Regions from separate parts of the Homo sapiens genome. Here regions 2 and 3 are each linked to region 1. The links are chromatin loops, found by intact Hi-C in ENCODE. Cell type or tissue: IMR-90. All regions are shown on one strand.

Region 1 (8,000 bases):
CCATCTGTCCCTACCTTTTAGAATAAAGGGACAGCTAAATTGATTTCCTTCCCCCAAGGAGGAGGTCTGGAATGTGGACCTGGTCAAACCGACAGGAGAACACAAAGGAGGTTCCCTTTCAGCAGCTGCAGCAATGGCAGGGTTCCACAGAGGAGCCTCAGGCAGGCAAAATTTAGGACTCATTTCCATGAAGCCTGCATTGAAATTGGCCAGAAGCTGTTTGCTCTGTGTCTGCAAACCCAGGAGATGAGGAAGGATGCTGTAGGGTTTTCATTCTGGATGAAAATCTGCCAGTCACATGGGTCACATATGTGGGAGTGGATGAGATGGGAGGTAAAAATGATGGAGAGAAATTCACATTCATTCCTTCAACATACACTGAATGTTCACTATGTTGTAGGCTTGAGCAAGCTGCTCAGAGAGGTCACAGAGATGTGCCCTACCTCCAATAACTCAAACTCTAATAGGATGGATACGATACGTGTATCAGTAACTGTGGACAGTAGAGAAGATGCGCTTTTTATTTGTTTGTTGTTGTTGGTATTAGTATATTTTTCTAACATTCACTGATTCCTTTTTATGGGACAGGAACTATTCTAAGTGTTTCACATGTGTTAATGCTTTTAATCACTGACTAATTGAATAGCAAGCCTAGGATATTATGTGCCTTGGAAAGGCCTAGAGGCTTAAGGAAAGGATGAAGGGGAGGGGAGGTCCAGGTGGAAGATACATCTAGCAGCAGCCTGGAGTTGAAGTGAGGACAACTGTGAGTACTGGGCTGAGCAGCTGGGCTTCTCTAAGATGAAGGTAAATATCCTCATGTTACAGATGGGAAGCTGAGGCACTGAGTCCTAAGGTGACGTCTCCCAGATCACATAACTGGAAAGTGCCAGAACTAGGACCCTTAACCCCAGTCAGTTTAGGTGTACTAAGTTCACTCTGCTGCGTGGGTTCTTCAGGAAATGGGAGGCAGAGTGGTTGGAGGGTGGGAGTGACTGGGATACCTGGTCTTTGCAGCCATTTGGACCAGTACCGAGGTAATCATGTCAGAATCTGTCTAGACTTAACACTGTCCAGTAGGAATATAATGTGAGCCACAAACAGGAGCTGCCTATGTAATTTCAAATTTTCTAGGAGCCACATCTAAAAGAATACAAAAGAAACAAGTGAAATTAAATTTAAGAATATATTTTATTATCCCAGCATATCCAAAATATCAGTGTTTCAATATATAATCAATGCAGACATTATTAATGTGATATTTTACATTCTTTTCATGCTAATCTTTGAAATATGATGTGTATCCTACATGGCACATCTCAATTCAGGCAAGCCACATTGCAGGTGCTCAAGACCCACCAGTGGCTGTGGCCCCCATAAGGGACAGCACAGGTCTAGAGTGTGACCAGACATTTTGGACCCTTCTAGATAAAATGGATTATAGGACCTCCTCTTTCCTTAAAGTGGGTTAGAGCAGGCTCTATTTCCACCACCACCCGTCATTGTGCCATCCTGGAAGTCTGGGCCAACAGTTAGTGGCCAGTTAGCCTCCTCTGCCGTGGCCACCACCCCTCCCTCCCTCCCAGGCTGTAGCCTCTCCAGTGTCCAGGAGTGGAAGTGGGAGGTTGCCCAGAATTCAAGGGGCCTTGACTTGATTGCCAGGGCAGATGAGCTCCATAGTTTGGCCTGGAAACTCTGCCTATTCTAGCCATGTAGGTTCACCCCTACGCCATCTAGACTTCCGCAGACAAACTGTCATGGAGGCCAGTGGGTGGAAAGCAGTAGCCACACTAGGTGAACCTGAGCACTTAGGTCATCTAAATCAGAATGTTTTGATGCCAAAGCCATTTCTGTTGTTCTGGAAAACTCAGATGAACTCTTGAACGAGTTTAAGTTTTCCTAACCCAAGAGTCCTCGCACCTCCGCTGGAATTTAATATTGCTGTTTCCACCACCAGCTCTCCACAGCCTGGGTTCCAGGATGGCACTCGCCTTTCCCTGTGTCACTCTGGACTGTCCTTGCCCCATTCCAAACATGGATTCTGCTTCTTTGTTCTTGTGGATTCCTGGGCAGTGCACGTTTGTTAGTGGTTATAGATGGGTCCTCATGAAAGGTTATTAAATCCATGGATTGATACATGGACATGCTAATCAGTGTAAATGTTCTCACACTTTAGTCCTCTTGTATGGAACTAAGTGGACATCCCCCATGGACACATGTGAATATGTGTTAAATGCTAACTAGACAGTGCACATCAAACATCAGTTTAAATAAGGGTTTAAAAAGGTAGGAGCACTTCTAGAATCCAGCTGACTTAGTTCAAGCAATAGGCCATAGGAAGAGATTCTGTATAATTCCAAAGAATTTAGATGTGAAAGTCAAATGGAATTTTTCTTAACTATGCAATTCCGCAACTGAGGAAATAGCAGGTCCTTTCGTCCGTTCCTCAGAAACCGCAAGCTCCTTCCTGCTCCAAATTCTCATGCTCAACTCTTCTTTACCTGAAATCTTGTCCCAGGTACACCTTTTACTGGCATTTTCTCATCCTCCACTTCTTAGCTCAGATGTCACCTCAGAGAAGCATCGCTGCGCCCACCCAGAGAAGCCATACTCCTCCATCACTCTCCATCACATCCCCTGCTTTAGTTTTCTTGAATCACCACTCTTGGAAAACGTCTATTGTTTAACTTCTCCCCTGTGGTCCTTTGTGAATAGCTGGGAGTTTGCTACTACACAGAGCGGGTAGTCAGTAAATATTTGGTGAATGATCTGCAGGATGTTTGAGTGATGCTGATGGTTGGATATCTGAGTACCAGTTTCTTACAATAAATGAGAAGAGCAGGTGACACACGTTCATTCACCAAACATTTGTTGAGTCCTTGCTACGTCGGGTGCAGAAACAGAAATGTGGTTGGTTAAGCTCCCTTTTCTTTTCATCCCTCCCTATCCCCTCCTGCTTGCCTGCAAGCATTCATCAGATGTCCTTAAGTCCAGCACTATGCTATTTAATGGAGACATAGAAGCAGGTAGAAGGAGGTCTCTGCCCACAAGAAGCTCATCACACAAAGCAAGGGTTCCCTGGTGGTAAGAGGGACCAAGAAGAACTATGGGCTCACAGACAAAGTCTCTGCTTTTCCTTAGAGGAAGGGTGCCCTGAGATGCAGAAGGGCTTCCCAGAGGAGGTGGGGGAGGACTGCACTCAGCAGATACTCTACAGTCTCCCCAGGATCACTGACCTCAGGCCTGACTTCTCTGTCTCATCTCAGGACCATGCATTCTGCCGGCCACAGCCTATGGGGGTGGGGGGATGGGGAGTTGGGCCTAGCATTGTTCACGGAACTTTCGGTGGTCCCCAAATGCAGGGATCTGTTGCCAGCCTCCTGGACCCCCGCTCTCAGGCTGCTGCTGAACTGAAAGAGACTGTCCAGTAGGTGGCGCGCGGGCACCGCCGAGTACCCGGTCCCCATGCAGAGCCAGCCCCTGCCAGTGCACATTCTCAGAACAGAGCCCGGGCGACTGCAACCTAGGCCTGGTCTGAGTCCATTTCGTTTAGTTTCAAAGAAAGAATTAACAGAGGCTTAGTAAGTGTATCTGCTCAGAGGAGAGCGTTCTCTGAGAAAAAATAAACAAGACTGTGTGACCCCACGTAGCGAGCCTGTTCTTTTGGAAATACATCATTTGGTTTGAAAAAAAGAAAGAAAAAGAAAACAGAGCCTTGTGTGCTTTCTTCCTGACGGAATTGGTGAGGGCACCGTCCTCACTGCCTGGTCTGGGCACGAGTGGACAGATTGCAGCGTTGAGGGGAGGGCTTACAACTCAAGTCAGTGGGTGCCTGGGTTTCTGTTGGGTGGGAGCTACGCCCTTTCTGCAAACCTTGAGAACCCACAGCTCCTGTGACTGGGTGTGTGCTTGGACACTCAAGGGATTGATGGGGTCTGGAATCAATCCCACAGGTATTTTTTTTATTATGGACAGTGTGCTTATGAATCCCCTTTGGGTGCCAGGCGCCGCAGCACCCAGGCTACCAGGAATCACAACACTGCCCTCACCACGGGTCTCGGGCCAGGCCTTGTGCTGAGAGCCCTGGGTGCCTTGCCTGGGTCAGTTCTCATTGCCTCGTGCGTGGAGTGCTCACCACAGAGGGGTTGACTGTGTGTGAAGATTCTCTATATATAATGATTTAAAAAATTAAATTAATAAATAACTACATATTTGAAGGGCAAAAAAGATATTCCCTGATGCTTAGGCCAAGGAATGTGTCAAGCAAAAAGTAAATTCGGGTCAGTCTTCAGAAGAAAAACCAAGAAGACAGCTATAGATAATTACCCACCTCTGTGAGCCCATAGTTCTTCTGGGTCCCTCTTGCCAGCAAGGAACCCCTGCTTTGTAGGACAGTGTATTTTCTTCATAAAATTAAGCTTATTCAACTGAAAGAATGTTCTTTAATCCTGAAGCTGTGTCCTCAGGTTATTTGACAAAATGCCAGGTTGGGCTGCAGAGCCTCTGTCAGCCTCTCCAGACAGCATCCCCCTGGCCCTAGGATGCCCACCTGTATGGAACACAGCAGTGACCCCTCTGATCTGGGCTGCGACTCTGGGTCTGCTGAGTGGGGGACACTCACAGGAAATGGAGAGAGGGGAGGGGAGTCAGGCTGTGTGTTCACCCGTGTCCTCTGGGACTGGCTGCACCCCCTCTAAAGCTTCATAAGCCTACTAGTCTCCGGGCTCCGGCACCTGCTTCTCCCTCTGACCCTTCATGCAGATGGGTGGGTGCGCCCCACTGTTTCTAACTTCAGGGTGCTGCACCATTTCCTGTCATTTCCTACACCCTGCCCAGGCCTTTCCAAGAGCCTCTTTACTAAATCCTCCTTAATTTGCCAGCTCATGTATACCACGTGCTTCCTGCTGTGGCCCTGAGTGATACGAAGGTGAGAATACATGGAAGGTTTGTCTTTTATAGTCATTACTCTGCCAGGAAAGAAAGAGAGAAAGAAGAAAGGAAATATGGAAGAATGCAAAGAAAAGTGAAGGAGGGAGAGAGGAAGGAAGAAAGAGATGGAGGGAAGGAAAAAGAAAAAGGAAGAATGAGAGACCCTCTGTCCTTTATTGATTGATTCATTCATTATTTATCTATCTCCCATTGTAGTGGGAGTGGAGAATTTCCATATTCCCTTCCAATAAGCTCCCCCTTCTGCTCAAGTGATTAAGAATTGTTATCTGTTGCTGGCAACCAGAGCAGCCTGACTGATCCAACCATGAATCCCAAAGTCTGGGAACCACTGCTGGGTGTGGCTCTGACCCCTGCTCTCAAGGAGCTCACAGTCTGACACCACCTCCTGCTGCCCTGTCACCCCTCCTTTGTAAAACTTTAGTCCTCTCAGCCTCCCCTTCCCCCACAGAGGGGTCTGTCCCCATTCCTCAAGTCTTCTTGCATGGACCTTTGAGTCTGGGCTCCCCACGACATTGTAGAAATATCATGACACATCTGCTCCTCTGTGCTGCAAGTAGCATGAAGACACTGATGAGACTGTGTTTTGTTCAGCTTTGTATATCCAGGGCCTGGTGAGGTACTTGGCAAAGGAGGTGGAATGACAAATAAATGACGAGAGAAAACCCATGTGTAGGAAATCGAGCACACAATGAAACAATATGTTATCAAGCACCACGGTTGAGAGTACTGACAAGAAGGAGAATTTATGAAAGTACCTGGTGTCTCGCTGTGCACTGGGTAGCTAGGGAAGGCTGCAGGGAGCTGGTTTGCAGCCTATAACTTTGAGGCCACAGTCCAGCATGCTTGGGAGCAGCAGAAGGCCTTTCAGATAACATGGATGAGTTACTTGCTCATTTGTGTGTGACTGGAACCCTTCCTCCCTTCCTTTTTCCTCCCATCTTTCCCTCCCCCACCTGCTCCTGTCCTTCCCTCACTTGGCATTTGTCTGTTGAACACCTGTCATGTGGCAGACACCCTATTAGATGCCAAAGATCTAGTGATAAAGCAGATAGAATTGTCCCTTTATTTGGTGTTTTCATTCTCATAGAGAAGATGTGGGTTTTTAAAGTTCTAAAACAAACTGATAAATAAAAATACTACACAATTTGGATAAGCTCGCCAAAAGAAACAAAAATCTGAGAAAACAAAAAGTCGGGAGAGGTACCTGCCTTAGTTAGATGGTCAGGGAGACCCTTTCTTAAGGATGATGGTTTTTTCGTTTGTTTGTTTTTTGTTTTTGAGACAGAATTTCACTTTGTTGCCCAGGCTGGAGTGCAGTGGCACAATCTCGGCTCACTGCATTCTCCACCTCCCAGGTTCAAGCAGTTCTCCTGCCTCAGCCTCCTGAGTAGCTGGCATTACAGGCACCTGCCACTATGCTCTGATGACTTTTTGTGTTTTAGTAGAAACAGGGTTTCATCATGTTGTCCAGGCTGGTCTCAAACTCCTGAGCTCAGGCAAGCCACCTGTCTTGGCCTCCCAAAGTGCTAGGATTACAGGCGTGAGCCACCATGCCTGGCCAGGATGATGTATTAAGCTGAGTCCTGGAGGATGAGAAAAACTGTGGAGACTGGTCCAGGCTGAAGAAACAGTGTGTACAAAAACTCTGAGGCATGGGGATGGTGAATATGCTGGGTTCTGGAATCTGTTCATAGATTTAGGCCAGATTTTCAAAGAAGGGTAGGTGACCCAGGTTTTGTTGACAAATTCCTATTTGAGGCTGCATGTCGTGAAGTCGTTGCTGGTACTGCCCCGTTTCCTCCACTCTGCTCTGACCATTCCTGTATGTGTAGCATGGCTCATACCTGACAGCAGCTAGGTGAAGGCTTTCTCTGGCTTCTGTAGTCATCTCTTCTCAGGCATGCAGCAGACAAGATGTGACGAGAAATTAGCATCCCTCAGCCAAAGACTGCCCTTCTCAGGTGGGGTGTCTCTGAGGGTTGTGTTTTACACTGGCTCCCAGAGTTCCCTGATGGGATTATGCCACAGTTGCCCGTAGTGGTAACATGCCTGCACCCTGTTGGCTGCCCTCCCATCTCTGAATCACTTTGCCATGTCCCTGCGGGTATTTCCTGGGAATCCCTGTCAAATAAAAACTTTGCACTTGAATCCTGTTCTCAGGGACTTCTGAGAGAATTCAAGCCAAGACACCAGCAGGCTGATGTGTCTCTGCAAAAATTGATTTGCTGTAGACTAGAGCTTCAAATGCAGTTTTGAGTGCTCTCACATAGGCTTTTACATTAACACCATGGCGTTGAGCATGCTTCCCATTCCATTTCAGGCCCCTGAGCATGTATTCCTAACACACCAGCCTGCTTGGAGAATCCACATTTGCTTGTAGAAGTACCAAGGAGCCTTGGCTTTATGCTATTAATAACTGAGAGTAGGCACTTTAAGGAAATTTGATTTAGAAGATAGGATTCTCGGCTGCTTTATTATTTGAAGAAAGGATTTGATGAGGAAAAGGCTTTTCTTTTCACTGGACACACTCTGACCTTTGTTCTACTAGATTAATTTCATATCTAGAATGCCCCATCTTGGATGATGAATTAGCAATAAAAACCTCATCAAAATGTAATTACAGGCAAAGTGTTGAATAATGATCTCTTAAAAATTCCTGTAGATTTGTCTGCACCTCCTTCCCCTTGTGGGGGAAATGAGCCTCAGCTGCCAGCTACTAGCCTCAGCTCAGGAATGCAGACCCTAGCCCTATTGCAAGGCTGGGATGTGAGTGCTGGCTTCTAACTTGCCCAGTGTCATCTAATTGATCAATTGCTTTTCTCCATGTGATTGATGCACATCTTTATGTAATTTAAAGGACCATCTCACCGGGGGTAGGAATACACAGGAAGTAGGAGCTCAAGGCAGAATGAAACACTCTCCTCTTCCATCTGTGACAGCCTGCTGGGGGGAGAGAGTTATTAATTAAAATGTTAACTGCCCAGACAATAGCAGGCAGAACAGCTTGGAGAAAGCCTGAGAAGCAGGCATTGCATTAGAACTTTCATAAC
Region 2 (8,000 bases), 320 kb after region 1:
CACACCACTTCCCTGCTTAAAACCCTTTCATGACTCCTCATAGCCCATGGCATGCATAAAGGGTGAGCAATTTTTTTACAGTCAATGGCTCCACCTTGCTTTCTGGACCAGAGCTGTCCAATAGAACTCTCCACAACAATGGAAATGTTTTCTATCTGTGCTTTCCACTCTGGCAGCTATCAAGTCCAGGTAGCTATAAAAAGCAGATAATATAATTGACGAACAGATATTTCAATTGTATTGAATTTTAATTCATTGAAATTTAAATAGCCACGTGTGGTAAGGGGCTATTATATTGGACAGCACAAGTCTTAGACTTTTATATCTGCTTCAGAAAGCCTCCACTCTAGCCAAATGGAGTTTTTCACTTCTTGTTTTTTTGCCTCTGAGTCTTCATGCCTGCAGAGTGCTGCATATGGCTGAGTGGTTTGTGCACTGGAAAAAAAAGAAAAAAGAAAAAAAGAGTGGTGAGGGTGGCCCAGAGAGCCAGAAAGTGGAAGCTGAAATTAAGCCAGCTCTTGCAGGAAGGACAAGGCATTTTTTTTCTAATTCACCCACCCAGAAGGGAACCTTGCTCTAAGGTGCCTTTAGGTTGGCAGTGTGCCACTGCACCACTCCTCCTTCTTATCCCCTCTCTGGATGAAGCCAGCTTGCCTTTTGGGACTAGCCCAAACTCCTGCTTGCTTACAAAGCTTCTCCTTCCTCTGACCTTCCAGAACTTTCTTTCCTCTGTGAGACGTGGCAGAGGCCAGTAGTTAAGAGTTCAGTATGTGAAGCCACGTGCCTAGCTGGAATCCCAGCTCTCTCACTTACTTGGTGTGTAACCTTGGACACCTTTCATCTCTCTAAGCCTCAGTGCTCTCAACTATAAAATGGGAATGACAACAATAGTGTTTCTCTCATAGAAAGGAACTAAAGAGTTCTAATAAGTACATGAAAATATGGTTAGGTTCATAGCATGGTGTCTGGCACAAAGTGAGCATGGATTGCATGTTTATATACTCATTCTTTCTTTCAATAAATATTTACTGAGCATCTACCATATGCCAGATGCTTTGTCAAGCTCTGGAGATCCAATAGTGACTAAACATGGATAAGATCCCTCTCTATCTGGAGGTGTATCTTAAATGATGACTCAAACTGCAGAGCTGCAGCTGGGACAAGGCCAAAGGGAAGATCCTTAGTGCTATGAGAGCCTGTTGTAGGTTTTATCTGACACAAGGAGTTCAAAGAAGGCTTTGCTGAGGATGGCATGTTTGAAGTGAGAAAGGAAGGAAGATAAATAGGTGTTGAGTAATTGAAGAGAAGAGAAAAGGGTGTTTCAGACAGAGGGAACAGCATATGAAAAGGCCTTTGCTTGGTGGGGCTGGAAATTTCCCAAAAGGAAAGCAACAGAAAGAATTGGACGGGGCATGGCATAAGACCAGGGTATAGCGGTTGGAGGAACGCCCCAGGCAGAATCTTGTAGGCATGCAAGAAAGAGCAGAGGAATGACATGGTCTGCGTTGCTTCTCCACAAAATCTCTCTAGTTTCAGTGTGAAGAATCAATCTGACAGTAGACAGGGTGGAAGCAGATCTGGAAGTCACTGCAGCTCTCCAGGCAAAAGATGATGGTGGAGGAAAAAAAATAAGTCTGGATTTGAAAGTAATATGTTCCTCTCATCCAAGAATTAATGACATGCTAGCTTTTGATGGCTAACACAGTTTTGTATTTCTATTTATTCAAGTATCTTATCACCATCTGAAATGCCCTGCCCTGGTGCCCCAATTAGAGAATAAGATCACTGTAGGCAAGGGTTGTTTTCATGTTTCTTTGTAAAACTTGCATAAACAAAGCAGACCATGCTGTTCCTCTTCTCTTTCTTCCGTGCCTACACCCTGCTTATAGTAACTGCAAAAGGAATAATTGCTAACCCATTTTCTAAATTTCATGAACCAGTGAGAAGGACAATAGTATGAATGGATGAAGACATGACAGATTGTGAAGTACATAATAATGGAAACCTCTTTTTCTCTTTGTTGCCAGGGAAACCAGCGCAAAAACTAATAAGGGGAAAGAAAAAGACTCACAGCATCACTAGAAAAGGAGGAAAACTTCTTTTCCAGGTGGGCAAATCTTACCTGAGGGAGGTGAGCAAAGCAAGCATAACAGTACTCACCTCCCAGGGGTGTGTATACATACAATGAAAGACAGGATCTAACACTAATCTTCATGCATGTATTCTACATGCAAAAGTTGCTATTATTGTTGATAGAAACAACACAAAATAACTAACTGAGCTTTCTTCCTTATTCTCTTCTCAACTTCAGACTTTCACCTTAGCTTTTTGTTTTCAGGAGAGAGCAACAAAAATTCCAACATAAGGTAACCAGAAGGAAATTGCTCTGTCAAACAACAAGAGTGAAATCTGGTCCAGCATCCTGGTCTTCTCCAGGAATGTCCAGGAGCTCAACTATGTCATCAAGAATAAGATTGTTTTCTGCTCTCTGTTTTACACAGGACTAGGCTCAAATCCAAAATGATTCCCCTCAAGGTCATAAGGTAAATGGGGCAGCCCAGGCAGGATCTTGGCATGGAAGGGAAAAGCCCTAGAGCAGAAATAGGGTGACATCCCTTGTCTTTCCCCAGAGAAAAAAAAATGAAAAACTTCTTCCCATGCCATGGACTTAAAACTCATCCCCTTTAATCTGATTGGGCCAACAGAGGTCACATTGCATCTTCCCAGACCAATCATAGTCTCCATGAAAAAATGCCATGTTCTGATTAGCTTAGACTAAGAGTTACCACTGGGATTGAGGATACAGAGGTTTCCTGAACAAAATTGGGTGCATTCAGAAGTAGAAAAGGTAATCAAGTATGCCCTTATAGTAGTGAGCTACTTTCTAGAAAAATGAGATGCCTTATAACTGACCCAAGTTCCACTTCCTTCATCCATCCATTCACTCACTCACTCAGGGAATATTTATTGGGTGCTGACTCTGTGCCAGGGACCAGGCGAGCTTATTCAGGCACCTCAAGAATTTTTCAAATACCTCTGCACATATTTTTCATTCACTGGCCACATATGGAGGCAAGTAGCCATATAAATAGACAGATGTATTCATGTGGCACATTTTCAAAAATCCATGCTCCTAACACTCAGTTCTCACATTCAGATCTTCATAAATCTGGATTCCACTGGGACCAGGTCACGATATCATTTTGGGCCACTGTCAAGGAGGATTTACGATGGTTGTTTGCATGACCCAACCATATGCTGTGGCTGGGGAAATACTCTGGTTAGCCTGCTTTGACGTATGTATTGATGACAAAGAAAGTTACACCACACCACAGGAAAAAAACAACATGAAAACACTCCCAAATCTGTCCGTAAGCTCCCTGTAGAAATAATGACCTTCCTGGTAAAATCAAGAGATGATTAAAAGTAATTAATGGATACTTCTCAAAAAAGACATAACAATCAGAGGATCTGGAAGCCAGCTGTTGTAACATTTCTTGAGAACAAGGTGCATTTTATTGGCTTCATGAAATGCATGCCTTCGGCCCCACAGCAGAAGGCCAGGAAACGCAGATCTGACCCAGGGATAATGCCAGTTTTCTGTTCTTATATCCTTTCAGCACAGAGCTCAAGTCTTAGAAAACAAGGGGCAATTTTCTGAACTGACTTGATGTTTTCTTGTGTGTGACCTGACAAATGTGAGTGCCTTACTTGATGATCTGAGGGAACAGGCCCCTTATCTTCACAGACAGAGCAATCACTCAATTCTAGAAGGAAGCCAGGGAAAGAAGGAAGACAACAATCCATTGAGCCTTGGTTTCCTCATCTGTAAAGTAGAATACTACTATCTATACTGCACAGGTAGATATGAAGATTAAATAAAATACTGAACATACAGAATATTAGCAAGGGCAGGGAGTGGGGAGAGGGGTTGATCACAAAGCAGCAGCTTGAGGGAAGTTTTTTGAGTGATGAAACTATTCTCTATTGTGGTAATGGGGGTGGTTATATAGCTGCATGCATTGTCAGAGATCATAGATGTCTACATTGAAAAGAGTGAATTTTAATTTATACAAGTGAAAAAGTAAATAAGATGCCCTAACACGTACTTTTAAATTAATAAATCCCTAATGGAAAGCTAAGTGTTCATAATTTAAAAAAAATTACAGTGCCTAGCTTCAAAGATGTAATAGTTTTGGGGGACAGATGTATAAAACGTCAGCTTTCTCACCATTTCCATGAAAGGTCTCTTCATATACACTCAGCTCTCTTGACTGCAGACTTGTCTTGCTCCTGCTCCCAGGCTGTACAGATTTGCCTTGTCCCCTCCTCACATGCTGTTCCCATTGCCTGGCACAATTGTCTCTGCTATCCCCTTCATTTGGTTAGTCCTGACTTGCTTCTTATATCTCAGTTTAGCCACTTCCTCTTGGAAGCCTTCCTGGAGACCTCCTCCCCAGGCTCAGGTTCCTGCCTCTTTTCTGTGCTCCTCAGCACCTCCCACCTGGGACTCTGCTTACCTGCCTGGCATCTCCATAGATTGTGAGGTGGTGAGGGTGAGGAGCTCAAGTCTTGTTTGCTGTTGTATCCCAGCATCCAGGACAGTGCAGGGGCCATATGAGGGAGTAGAGAAATGCCTATTAGGTGGATGGATGTGTGGGCAGGTGAATGAAGGCTGGAGAGGTTATAAGTGAGGAACAGATAAGGCCCGCTTTGAGATCTCAACTTAATCAGGATTCTTTACCTTGACAAGGAACAGGAGCCGACTTGAACAAGCTTAAGCAAAATAGAAGATTTACTGACAGGATATTGAAAGAGTTCTGGAACTCATCATCAATGTGTTACATAAGAACCTGGAACCATAAACTAGATCGCCACTGGAAACCCAAGTGAATTGTGAATTGTTTTCTCCATCTCTAATTTTCATTTTTTTCCCCTGGAGATCACCTTCATCATTCTCTCTGTCCCAATTTTGTTCTGTCTTTCCCACGTGTACATTTTGGAAAAAGATCACCCAACAAATAGTTGTCTTCTCTTCCGTGAAGGAAAATAGCTCAGACTAACTGGCTGTTTGTAAACTCCAGTGCCCTAATCCTGGAAGGCAGAATTTGATTGCTTCACTTTGGGTTGGGTCTCTGCCTGCCCATCAATCAACTCTGGTCAGGGTACGGGGTCCCACAGCACACACATGGCTGCCACAGTTAACCCACGTCTTAGAGAAGTAGTGTTGTTTTGGGGTTGAGCAGACACTCTAATTAGTGATCACTGCTTTCACACACAAACTCATTAAGGTAATCCCCCTCAGGGTCATCTGGGGGTGCGCATGCCCTTGAATGTGGGCAAGACCTGTAATTTTTTTTTCTTTTTTGAGATGGAGTCTTGCTCTATTGCCCAGGCTGGAGTGCAGTGGCACAATCTCAGTTCACTGCAACCTCTGCCTCCCTGGTTCAAGCAATTCCCCTGCCTCAGCCTCCCAAGTAGCTGGGATTACAGGTGCGTGCCACCACACCCGGATATTTTTTTTTTTGTATTTTTAGTATAGATGGGGTTTTACCATGTTGGCCAGACTGGTCTCGAACTCCTGACCTCAGGCAATCTGCCCGCCTTGGCCTCCCAAAGTGCTGGGATTACAGGCATGAGCCACCGTGCCCAGCTCTGTGATTTTCTTTTAATCAAAAGAGCATGAAAAAGGGGACAAAATGTATGTGATTACATGTGTATGATTATATAATATAAGATTGTAGCACCAGTCTTGCTGGGGTCTCTCCCCAACTTGCTTGCTTTGATGTGCCATGTGATCATGTTGGAAGACCCATGTCAAGGAACTGAGGGTGGCCTCTGGTCAACAGCCATAAAAAATGGAAGTTCTCAGTTCTACAGCTTCAAGAAACTAAATTCTCTCAACAACCTCAATTAGTTAGAAAACAGATTCTTCCCCAGTCAAGACTCAGATGAGACCGTAGCCCCGGTCAACTCCTTGAATGCAGTTTTATGAGACTCTAGGCAGAGGACCCAGCTAAGTAGTTTCTGGACTTCTGACTTACAGAAATTGTGAGAAAATAAATGTGTGCTGCTTTGAGTGGCTAAGTTTGTGGTAATACTGTTACACAGCAATAGAAAACTAATAAAATTCCACAATACTTTTCAACTAAAAATACTCTGAGAAGATTCACAGGTTCTCAATAAAACCTGTATGGCAACTTCTGAATCAAGGTCACACTGCTCTTGGTAGTCAAAGGAAAGTATGGTAGCTATACCCAACAGTAAGTTGAAGGGGTGTCCGAAGCCCTAGGCAGGGAGTCTCCACTTATACAGTTTAGGAGATTTAGCTTTGATCCTCCAGCTGCTGCCAGGATACTAATATATTCTGTCGAGAAACTTGCTCTCAGGAGATCTAGAGGTGAGCTCATCTGGGGGCTTTAGGGTATCATATTTAAAGCGTTGACCTCAGGAATTCAAAAGAGCAGTGAGCCCAGAGGCAGCAAGTGAGTGGCTCAGAGAGGAATGTGAGAAGAGGAGGTGAGGAAGGGCAAGCAGACATCGACAACTGTGTCTACAGTGTAGCTTTGCTCTACCTGAACTAATTATGCCCCTAAAGATAATGAACTTTGGTGCTGCTAAGTTGGGTGCAGGGTAATGGGTCCTCATCTCTCATCCTCAACTTTAGTTACCATAGGTGGCTAGTACACCAGTCATGAAAGACACCTGGCTTCTTCTTCATGGGTAGGGAGCTTTGGCAATGCTGGAAACATCCACACCGTTGTTCCAGACTTTACTGATAAAAGTTGCCTGTGATGTTGGTCAAAAATCCAGATTTCTGGACATTTCATCTAGAATTTCTGCTTCAGTATTGCTAGATTGATCCCAGGAATCAGTTTTTTCACCATCAGGGAAGTTTGGGAAACTGCTGTACATTAGTGTTTGTAGAATCTGTCCCCTGTGATTGTAATAGTCCTTGCCAATGTTAGAGAGGCCACGGCACAGTGGTCTAAGATTGGGAAATGATTCATAACTGCATACTCTGCATTGAAGGCTCTGAGACTAGAAAAAGAACCCACTGATGCCCAAGCAATCATGTGGCTGGGCTCTCCAAGACTGGAACAACCTTGAAATCTTATTTGCTTTAGGGTGTTGATCAAGGACAGGCAGAACTTGAGAGTCTCTCTCAAACAAATGGGCCAGCAAGGTTCCTGGCAAATAGGTGTTCCATACCCCATAAAACCACATGGTTTTTTGGTCTCCAAGGAGCATGACTTGCACAAATACAATCAGTGAGCCAAAAGTAATAATAGAGGAATAGAGTTCTTTTACTCCTGTATTTTGACAACAAGAAAGAAAATGTAGATCCTTGTAATACTTACTTCAATCTTATTGTCTTATACCTTCCCTAAACCCTGAAGTTACACTGGAACCACCCCAGCCCCCAACACATACACTCACACACACAGCACGCACTCGCAAAACACACACATGCATGTATACCCAACATACACACCCTACATGCACACATTTGCATGCCCTTGCTGTGTTCTGAAGATGGCACTTTGCTTTCCCCCCTCCTTTTTCACTTGATGTTTTATTGTGGAGATTGACCTAGTTTTTCCCACCCTCTATGTCAGATTCAGTCATCCTGCTGATGGTGGCTAAGAGATAGAAATGGAGGCGGTACCCATAGGATTCTCTCTACTAGGCTAGGGGAAAAGATGAGCCTGGGAATACTCCTCAATCCATTTATCCTATTGCATGAGTATCATTACAGGCAGATGAGAAATCTGCCTGCTTAAAGACAGAATTTTCTGATCCCTTGGAGAAAAGAAAATTAAAACTGTTGTTCTTCTTTCCATTAGACTGTGAGCTCCACAGTAGGTGGCCCTGGGCCCAGTGATCTGCACCTCACTAGGACTTAAACCTTGCCTCATACTTAGCACAAAATCTCCTAGAAGGCATTATTTATTGGGTAGTTACTATGTACAGCTAAGTAATTTATATGTATTAATTAA
Region 3 (8,000 bases), 1.2 Mb after region 1:
CTGAAGACACAAATAAATGGAAAGATATCCCATGTTCACGAATTTGAAAAATTAATATTGCTTAAATCTCCATACTACCCAAAGCATTCTACAGATGCAAATCAATCTCTATGAAAATTCCGATGTCATTTTTCACAGAAATAGAAAAAAAAATCCTAAAACTCATATGAAACCAAAAAAGACCCTGAATAGCTAAAGCAATCTTCAGCAAAAAATGAATCTGGAAGCATCATGCTACTTGATTTCAAAATATACTACAAAGCTATAGTAATCAAAACAGTAAGGTGCTGGCATAAAAACAAACATACAGATCAATGGAACTGAATAGAAATTCCAAATATAAATCCATGCACTTGTAGTCAATTTTTCTTTGCAAAATTGCCGGGAACATGCAATAGGGGAAAGAGAATATCTTTAATAAATAATGTTGGAAAAACTGGATATCCATATGCAAAAAAGTAAAATTGGACCCTTATCTCACACTACATGTAAAAACCAACTAAAATAGATTAAAGACTTAAATACAAGAGCTGGAACTGCAAAACTGCCCAAAGAAAACATAAGGAAAAAGCTTTTTGACATTGATCTGGCCAATGATTTTTTTTTAAATAAAACCCCAAAACGGGTAGCAAAGGAAAAATAGGCAAATGGGATTGCATCAAACTAAAAAGCTTTTGCACAGCAAAGGAAACATAGACGTTGAACACCAAAACAGATGTTACAATTTTTCTTCAACCATCACATACGTGATTTAAGGACCACAAGGAGAAAGATAGCTTGTTTTATTTAGTTTATATGCAGTTTATTATTAATTACTTTGATTTTTTTTCCATTACACTTTATTTCCTTTCTGCTTGGAGAGCTTCCTTTGCCATTCTTTTAGACAGGGTCTCCCTCTGTCACCTAGGCCGGAGTGCAGTAGCATGAGCATAGATAGCTCAGTGTAATGACGCACCTCAGCCTCCTCTGAGTAGCTGGGATTACAAGCATAAGCTACAGCACTCATCTCCCTTATAGCTATTCTCTAAGGGGAGATATATAGATACATATATATCTATATATGTATATAGAGATGTATATATGTATACATATACATATATATCTATATATGTATATATAATATATAGATGTATATGTATATATACATATATAGATGTATATGTATATATACATATATAGATAGATACATATATCTCTATATAGAGAGAGATATATAGAGAGAGATACATATAGATATATCTCTATATATATAGAGAGAGATATAGATACATAGATCTCTATATATAGAGATATATATAGATATATATAGAGAGATACATATAGATATATATGTATCTATATATCTCCCCTTAGAGAATTTTCTAAGGGTATTATTTTCTCTGTGTTGTTCAGATTAAGTCCTATTGATCTGTCTTCAAGTTCAGTGATTCTATCTTCTGTCATTTCCACTCTACCGTTGAGTCCTTCCAGTGAGGTTTTCCACTTCTTAAATGAACTTGTAATCACTCATTCAATCAATTTTATGATAATTGCTTTACAGCTTTTGTCAGATAATTCTATTATCTGATTCATGTCAGCTGTCTTTTTCTCATCAAAATTGTGATTTTTCTTGTATGACAGGTTTCTTGGTATAATGGGTTATTTTCTTGGTATGACAGGTGATTTTCTATTGTATCTTGGACATTTTAGATATATGTTTAAGAGGTGGGGTTTTTTTCCTATTTACATTCTATGTATATCTTTTACCTAATAGGAAGTCATCTGTTTTGGTTTAGCATAGTAGTTCAGTCTGACCAAAGGAGTGGAAGAGTCTCCTCCCCGGGTCACTGATATCACTGCTAGGGGCAGAGAGGCTCTACCAGCAGTTTGGGGCTGGTGATAGATTGAGCTACCCTGGCTCTGCTGATGAAGCTGCTGTAGGCATCCTGCGCTCACCACTTCTGGCAGATGTAAGACAGGAAAATGGGTTGGCTTACTGAGGGCTTGGCTGGCAACATTTCTGGGCAGACTGGGCCATTACTAAATCCCAGTTGGGCTTCTCCTGTTCCACTCCTTTGGCCAGAGAAAGCAGGCATTCCCTTCCCCTTTCTTCCTTCCTTCCACCTTTCCTCTCTCACTTTCTCCTTCTTCCTTTCCCTCTTTCATTCCTTCCCTCCACCAATTCTTGCTGGCAATTCAGGGCTGCAGGGCTCTCCAGTGCCCAGTAAGATATATATGGGAGATGGGAAGAAAAGTCAGGAAACTCACCATGATGCCGTTCTTCAAGTCCTCAGGTCCCTAGCCAATCCACTTTCTTCTTTACTACCTGTCAAAGTCCTTTTATGATTGCCTGTCGTACTATTTTCAGGTACTCAATTGTATTTGGAGGGAAGGAACAAGTATTAGTGACTTTATGACACCCTGTTGCAGAAATGGAAGCCACTAAATACTTTTTAAAAACAGATTATTTTTCACTTACTCTTTGAAAATACCATCAATGATTTAAAGTGAAAAGAAGCAAAGTAACTTGATTAAGGTGACCCAGCAAATTAGCGGCAAAGTGAGGTTCACACTCAGACAGACTCAAGAAGCCCCAGCTCCTGCTTCAGGCTCCACACAACTACCCCAGGAGTCTTTTAGAGAAGGAACTCTCAGCCCCCTTCCTGCACCTGCACATATAGTTATACATTCCCACGAGATGAAGGAGGGAAAAGAACTAGTTTCTAACTGGGGAATTTAGTTGTTTGCAAAACCTGATCTTCCATTTCAGATTCATTCCCAAATGACATAAAGCTACATGGGAAATAAATTCAAACACATTCAAGCCAACTCACTGTGTTGGTAAATATTCTGTTGGCTGAAATGCCAAACACAAAGCGAAGAAGAGGAGCTTCCTAATACCACTAAGATCTGCATTCCTATCGTGGGGCTGGCACATAGGAGGTTCTCAGTAAATATTCCTCAACTGAAAACAAAGTGAACCAGCCGTTTAAAACACTGGATAAGGCTTGGCTCATATACCTCCTACCAAACAGTGTCCCTGAGAACAACCAACCACATCATGACACCCTGTGGAATATTTGAGATACTGCACTATACAAGCTCTACCAAAGCCCAAATTCAAATGGACGGGTGAAAGCAGAAAATAAGACCGCTCCCCAAAGTGCATAATCAATGTTTAAAGGTCTAGAATGCTCTTTTATCGTCAGCAGTCTGACTTCAATGAATAAGGTACTCTAAAATAAAAGTAGCGGCTTCCCAATTCTCGGTGCTTAACTGAATTTCAGATCATTTATACAATTCATTTTCTCTTAAAACTAATTTTAAAATGTGGTCGAAACCCCTAACCAAGACAACATGTTTCCAAATGGTAAGGAATTTTGTGTAATTTTTCCTTTAGACATAAAATGAACAGGCAGCAAATTTAAAACATCCCCAAATTGTCCTAAAACGGAACATCCTGAAAAAGTCCAATGATGGAATGGCAGGCAAAATCCAAAGGAGCTTCTAGAAATATTTTATGATTTCAAAATATTAATAAGTGATTACTGTAGGCAAGATCTTCATGGTTTGCTAACCGTGGCTAAACGTATTGAGAGGATGGCAGAGCGGCCAAGAGGTCTGGAGCCCGCAAAATGAAAAAAACTCCTAATATAGTGTAAAGTCATTTCTGCTGGATATCGTGATAGTCAGAAAGAAGATTTATTTTTGTTTGTTTTCCATATAAAAACCTGAAGACCTATCAAATTTAGTATGTAAAATATTCTAGTTTTTCAACATTTTGTACTCCCCAAATAAAATAAAAAGCAGAGTGTACACAAGGGGATCATTGTGTGTGGCAAAAGTACATTTGCACACATTGAACAGAAAATGATTAAGAATTTTTTATGGCACTAATTTTATTGGAAAGTCATAGCTATATATGTTATATAGCGTTGGGATCAAGTTTCAACCATGCATATACCTTTCATTTGTAATGGACTTCTTTATTTATTCAAATAGTGTCTGACATCAGAAAAATTGGACTGCTTATCGGAAACACAAGACACTCAGAAAAAAAAAGAGGAATTAAAAAGGAAGCAATAGGACAAGTAAAAAAAAATCTTTTAAAATCTTTAAACTCTCATGAAAACCACATGCAAATGACTGATTCTGAGAAATATATCACAGATCTTCCACAGATTTTCGTTAATACATTTTCTTTTAATACTCATACGTTCATTTTCTACCCTCTAACTCTATTCTAAACTTATAAGTTAGTTGACAAGATAGTACCTGCCTTTCATGGTTGCTTTGTTACTGTTTAATTCCTCATCTACAATTCAATTGCAACTAACTTTAAAATTCAAACACATCATCTAATCTTTGACTATTTAAATAATGTATATTTTAGTAATTAAGATTTGTCAGTAAGATCACTTAAAAAAAATCATTAAACTCTTCAGGATAAAAGTCTTTTCTTGTCCACACACTGTCAATAAACAAAGTGCTAATCTTGTCACTTTCTTGGCCACTGTCTCAGGAATGCTTCTTAAGTACTCAAAGGATTAAATTAAATCTCACCTGCAGACAGGCTTTACAATTCGGCTGAAAACCTAGTTCTCAAAGTAAAATTACTTTCATTATCTTAAGTTAAAACCAAATATTCTGTCCTCTGGGATTTGCAGGAAAAAGAACAGCATCAAAGAAAACAATTCACTTCAAGAGAGTTTGTTCTTCAAGACTCTGTCTGAAAGAATTATTTAAGGGAGAATTCGTTTTGGGAAACATTTTTTCAAGGTCATTCTAAGACAGCTATAAAACTGTGCTATTTAAATTACTTCAAGTTGATGCCTTTTCACAATTTTGACTGTGTTCTTGGGGTTTTAGGATTTTTTTTTCAAGAATTATTTATGTATAGTCCTTGTTTTGAATTCTAAATTTGGTTATGATCTTTTACTTTTTTAAGAGATTATGTAACTTTATGAGCTGAACATTTGAAACCTATGGAGGGAATAAAATGAAGAGATTTATTTCCTTTGAGTTCAAAAATGAAATAATAGAATAAACTAAATTTGAGATTAAAAGTATGTATTCATTTGGGGGGAAAATTGTAGCACTTCAGTACTCAAGAAACTATTTTCCAACTTAAAGTACTCTATCTATGCTCTTTAATTTAATTTAAGAAATAATAGGATAAAATACTCATATTGCAGAAAATTTCCTCTTAAGAAGAGATAGCATTTCAAAAAATCCCTCCACAATGTTGTTATAAGAGTCACCGGGGGCAGGATTAGGACGCGGTTCATTTTTGGACTCTTGCATCTACTTCCTAAATAAACAAATCCTAACTCTCGCTCCCCAAATCAAATACAAACCCAGAGGAAGGACAGGGAGATGAACTACCAGACTGAAAAATAGAAACATTATGTCAAAGCACCCTACATCGTTATTTGCAGACAATTTATTTTGTTATTGCTTAGTATCCTTCATGCTAAATGTTCTGTCCCCTACAGCAAATGTTCCATTTCAAAAACATAGTAACATGTGCTAGAAATAGAAACCACCAAAGCAATAGTTCTAGTGGATATAGAACGTATTTTATGGTAGATTAGAAAAATATACTTTAAAACTGAAGCTCACTATCAATATAATCTATAAAATAACCTAAGAGTATGTTAGAATTCTTTTTTAGTTGGCATAAAGTTTTAGAAATAGAGATTAAAGTGCATTTTACCCTCATCAGACTATCTCTAAAAGAGGGCGGTTAACATGCAAGAATTAAAGGCAAATTTGCAAATTTACTTTTTATTTTCATTTTAGAAACATCAAGAAATGTAAACAGAACCGTAACACTTCTTCAATTAGATTCACAAGCATGACCTGTGGGAAGATAATTTACTAATTTAGCATGTTTTTTCTTTGACCTGTGCATTTGAGTCTTTAACAGTGTGTTCTACCTACATGGCAAGACATACCACAGCCTTATCTTTCCAGAGCCCAGTTTTGAATAGCCCTGATAAGCACCTCAAAGATGGATCCTACCTGTGCCACAAATCCCCTTCACTTCAGATGCGTTTCTATAGGGAAGTATAATCTTACCTAGCATTCTGACGAAAGCCACGGTGTTGCATCTAAAATTCACAAATGCTATACGGTAACTTTGAGCACCTTTAAAATTTATATCAAATATTTTGGAAACTAAACATGAAAGGATTTCTGGAAATTAAGAGTTTCCATGAGGTTAAGGTCAAAAATTCCTCTCAAGAATTTTTTGTGACACAATGACATATGTTATTCATTGGAACAAAGTGATGGGTGGACAGAAAGCCCATAAGAATATAATTCAGCAACTTCTGAGACACACCAGCACCCAAATGATTTACACAATTCTATACAGTCAGGGGATCATCATATTCCTATCACTCACCGTGGTGTGATGAATCACACACCTGCAAAAAATATACTCAATTATTAAAATATAAAAATTACACAAAAATAGCGTGGCTTCCAAATTTGACTGCACACGAGAATCATCTGAATACCTGATAATGCAGATTCCTGAGCCCCCGACTAGAAGTGCTGACACAGTAGATCCAGGGAGAGGTATGGTAATTCACATGTTAAACAAGTGCTACAGGTGATTTTTGATCTCCCAGTCCCATGAACCAGAGCTCTGGAAACACTTGCACTGAAACATTTTTACATCAAACTGAGTCTGGAAAATAATAGTTACTCCCAATTTCTCCCTCAACCATCACCCTTTTCAAGAAAAATTGACAATGTTCTCCCTAAGTTTCCGGTACTGAACTTATTTTTCAAAGGTCTGAGAATTCAGAAAGCATTATTCACTGCCATTTAGGAGATACCCACAGGACATGGGTCCAGGAAGAAGCTGGGGGTGAGAAGGGTTGGCGAGTAAGCTCCTCCTCCCTTGCACCTTCCTTAAGAACAGCATAGACATCGGTGGTATTTACACTGATAAGGGCATCTTTCATGAGAAAGCAAAGGGCATGCAAAGATTCCATCTCTGTGAAAGGCTTCTTCAATGGGAAGTCACCAGTTACTTATGACAATCATATCCATAGCCTATCTTCACTTAGAACCCATTGGAGGCCAACCATAAAACAAAGAGGCTGAAGATATAACAAATACCCATAAAATAATGAGACCTGATAAATTCTAATGGACAGAGTGTCAGCATAAATGAAACAAATTCTGTATATTCTTTGCCTCTCAAGTTCCTGGCAAAAGAACTTCATGGAATCTCCCACTTAGAGAGAAGAGGCACAAAAAGATCATGAGCAGTCACCCTGTAGGCCTGTGATCTAAACCCTGGGGCTGGACAGATAAGCTGAAATAGTTAAGAAACCCTTTCATTTTCTTCCTTTCAAAGTTTAATGTTGTTCATTCCTTCCAGCAGTAACCATCTGCATTTAAGAGGTCTGATTACAGCACATGCAGAATTTACAAAGTAAAATAATGATGCAGGCCCCAGATTCATTCCGCTAGTGGAAAGGAGTCTGTCTTCTGCAAAGTGTCAAAAATTCAGTCTCATCTGCTAGCCTGACGCTGAAGAAAACATAAACCCGGGCTTCTTTTCCCAATTAAATTCAGGGTCCCTTAAACTTTCCTAGGAGGCTAGTCTTGTTCTGAAATCGGATATTTAAAGAAGCAATCTGCTTTTGTCTATGCATTTTTGTTTCCTATTAAGATCCAGAATGTGTTTTGTTCTTTTATTGTCCAAGGCAGCTTCTCCACATGTAATTTTGGAATCTCACAGATCAATGTTTCGGGATGGCCATCAACAACTTCTATGCTTTGTTAACAAATTCCTCTGGTCCTTTAATACCACTGGATCCTGTCCTTAATCAGAGCATATGTTTGGGGTAAGTGATGCAAATCCAGATGTATCCATAGGTGCCATACTGCAGGTCACTGCAAAATTCCCTGCAAAAGCATATTAAAATGCAAGGGGCTGCTATAAGGCATCAAGGAGTCCTTCTAGAGGAAAAAGGCCAGAGTTCATAAGCCAGATACTT

The links. Hi-C counts contacts between places; a loop is a spot of excess contacts. Peaks named below come from ENCODE experiments on the same cell type or tissue, not always from the same donor. Only the 100,000 strongest peaks of a DNase experiment are listed, where the experiment ranks them.
Region 2: a loop joins it to region 1, with 3 times the contacts of the local background. A loop is called at or near these places in 20 of 110 quality-filtered maps.
Region 3: it touches region 1 in a loop (10-fold over the local background); 11 of 110 quality-filtered maps call a loop at or near these places.

Annotation. Positions count from the first base shown.
Region 1 is chr3:54,850,571-54,858,570 of GRCh38, forward strand. All of the region lies in intron 17 of CACNA2D3 (calcium voltage-gated channel auxiliary subunit alpha2delta 3), which reads left to right. Among named protein-coding and RNA genes, the nearest start is that of CACNA2D3-AS1, 47 kb to the right of the region's middle. In IMR-90, a CTCF peak has its summit at 3,437 (motif pointing right); a DNase peak (open chromatin) is centred at 3,511; H3K27ac peaks cover 779 bases; H3K27me3 peaks cover 162 bases.
Region 2 is chr3:55,166,683-55,174,682 of GRCh38, forward strand. The region is part of intron 2 of LOC124906243 (a long non-coding RNA gene); the gene reads right to left. Among named protein-coding and RNA genes, the nearest start is that of LINC02017, 7.5 kb to the right of the region's middle. In IMR-90, no CTCF peak of the experiment used is centred here; DNase peaks (open chromatin) are centred at 1,099 and 3,209; H3K27ac peaks cover 3,509 bases.
Region 3 is chr3:56,039,493-56,047,492 of GRCh38, forward strand. All of the region lies in intron 7 of ERC2 (ELKS/RAB6-interacting/CAST family member 2), which reads right to left. Among named protein-coding and RNA genes, the nearest start is that of MIR3938, 190 kb to the left of the region's middle. In IMR-90, a CTCF peak has its summit at 3,052; a DNase peak (open chromatin) is centred at 3,029; H3K27me3 peaks cover 568 bases.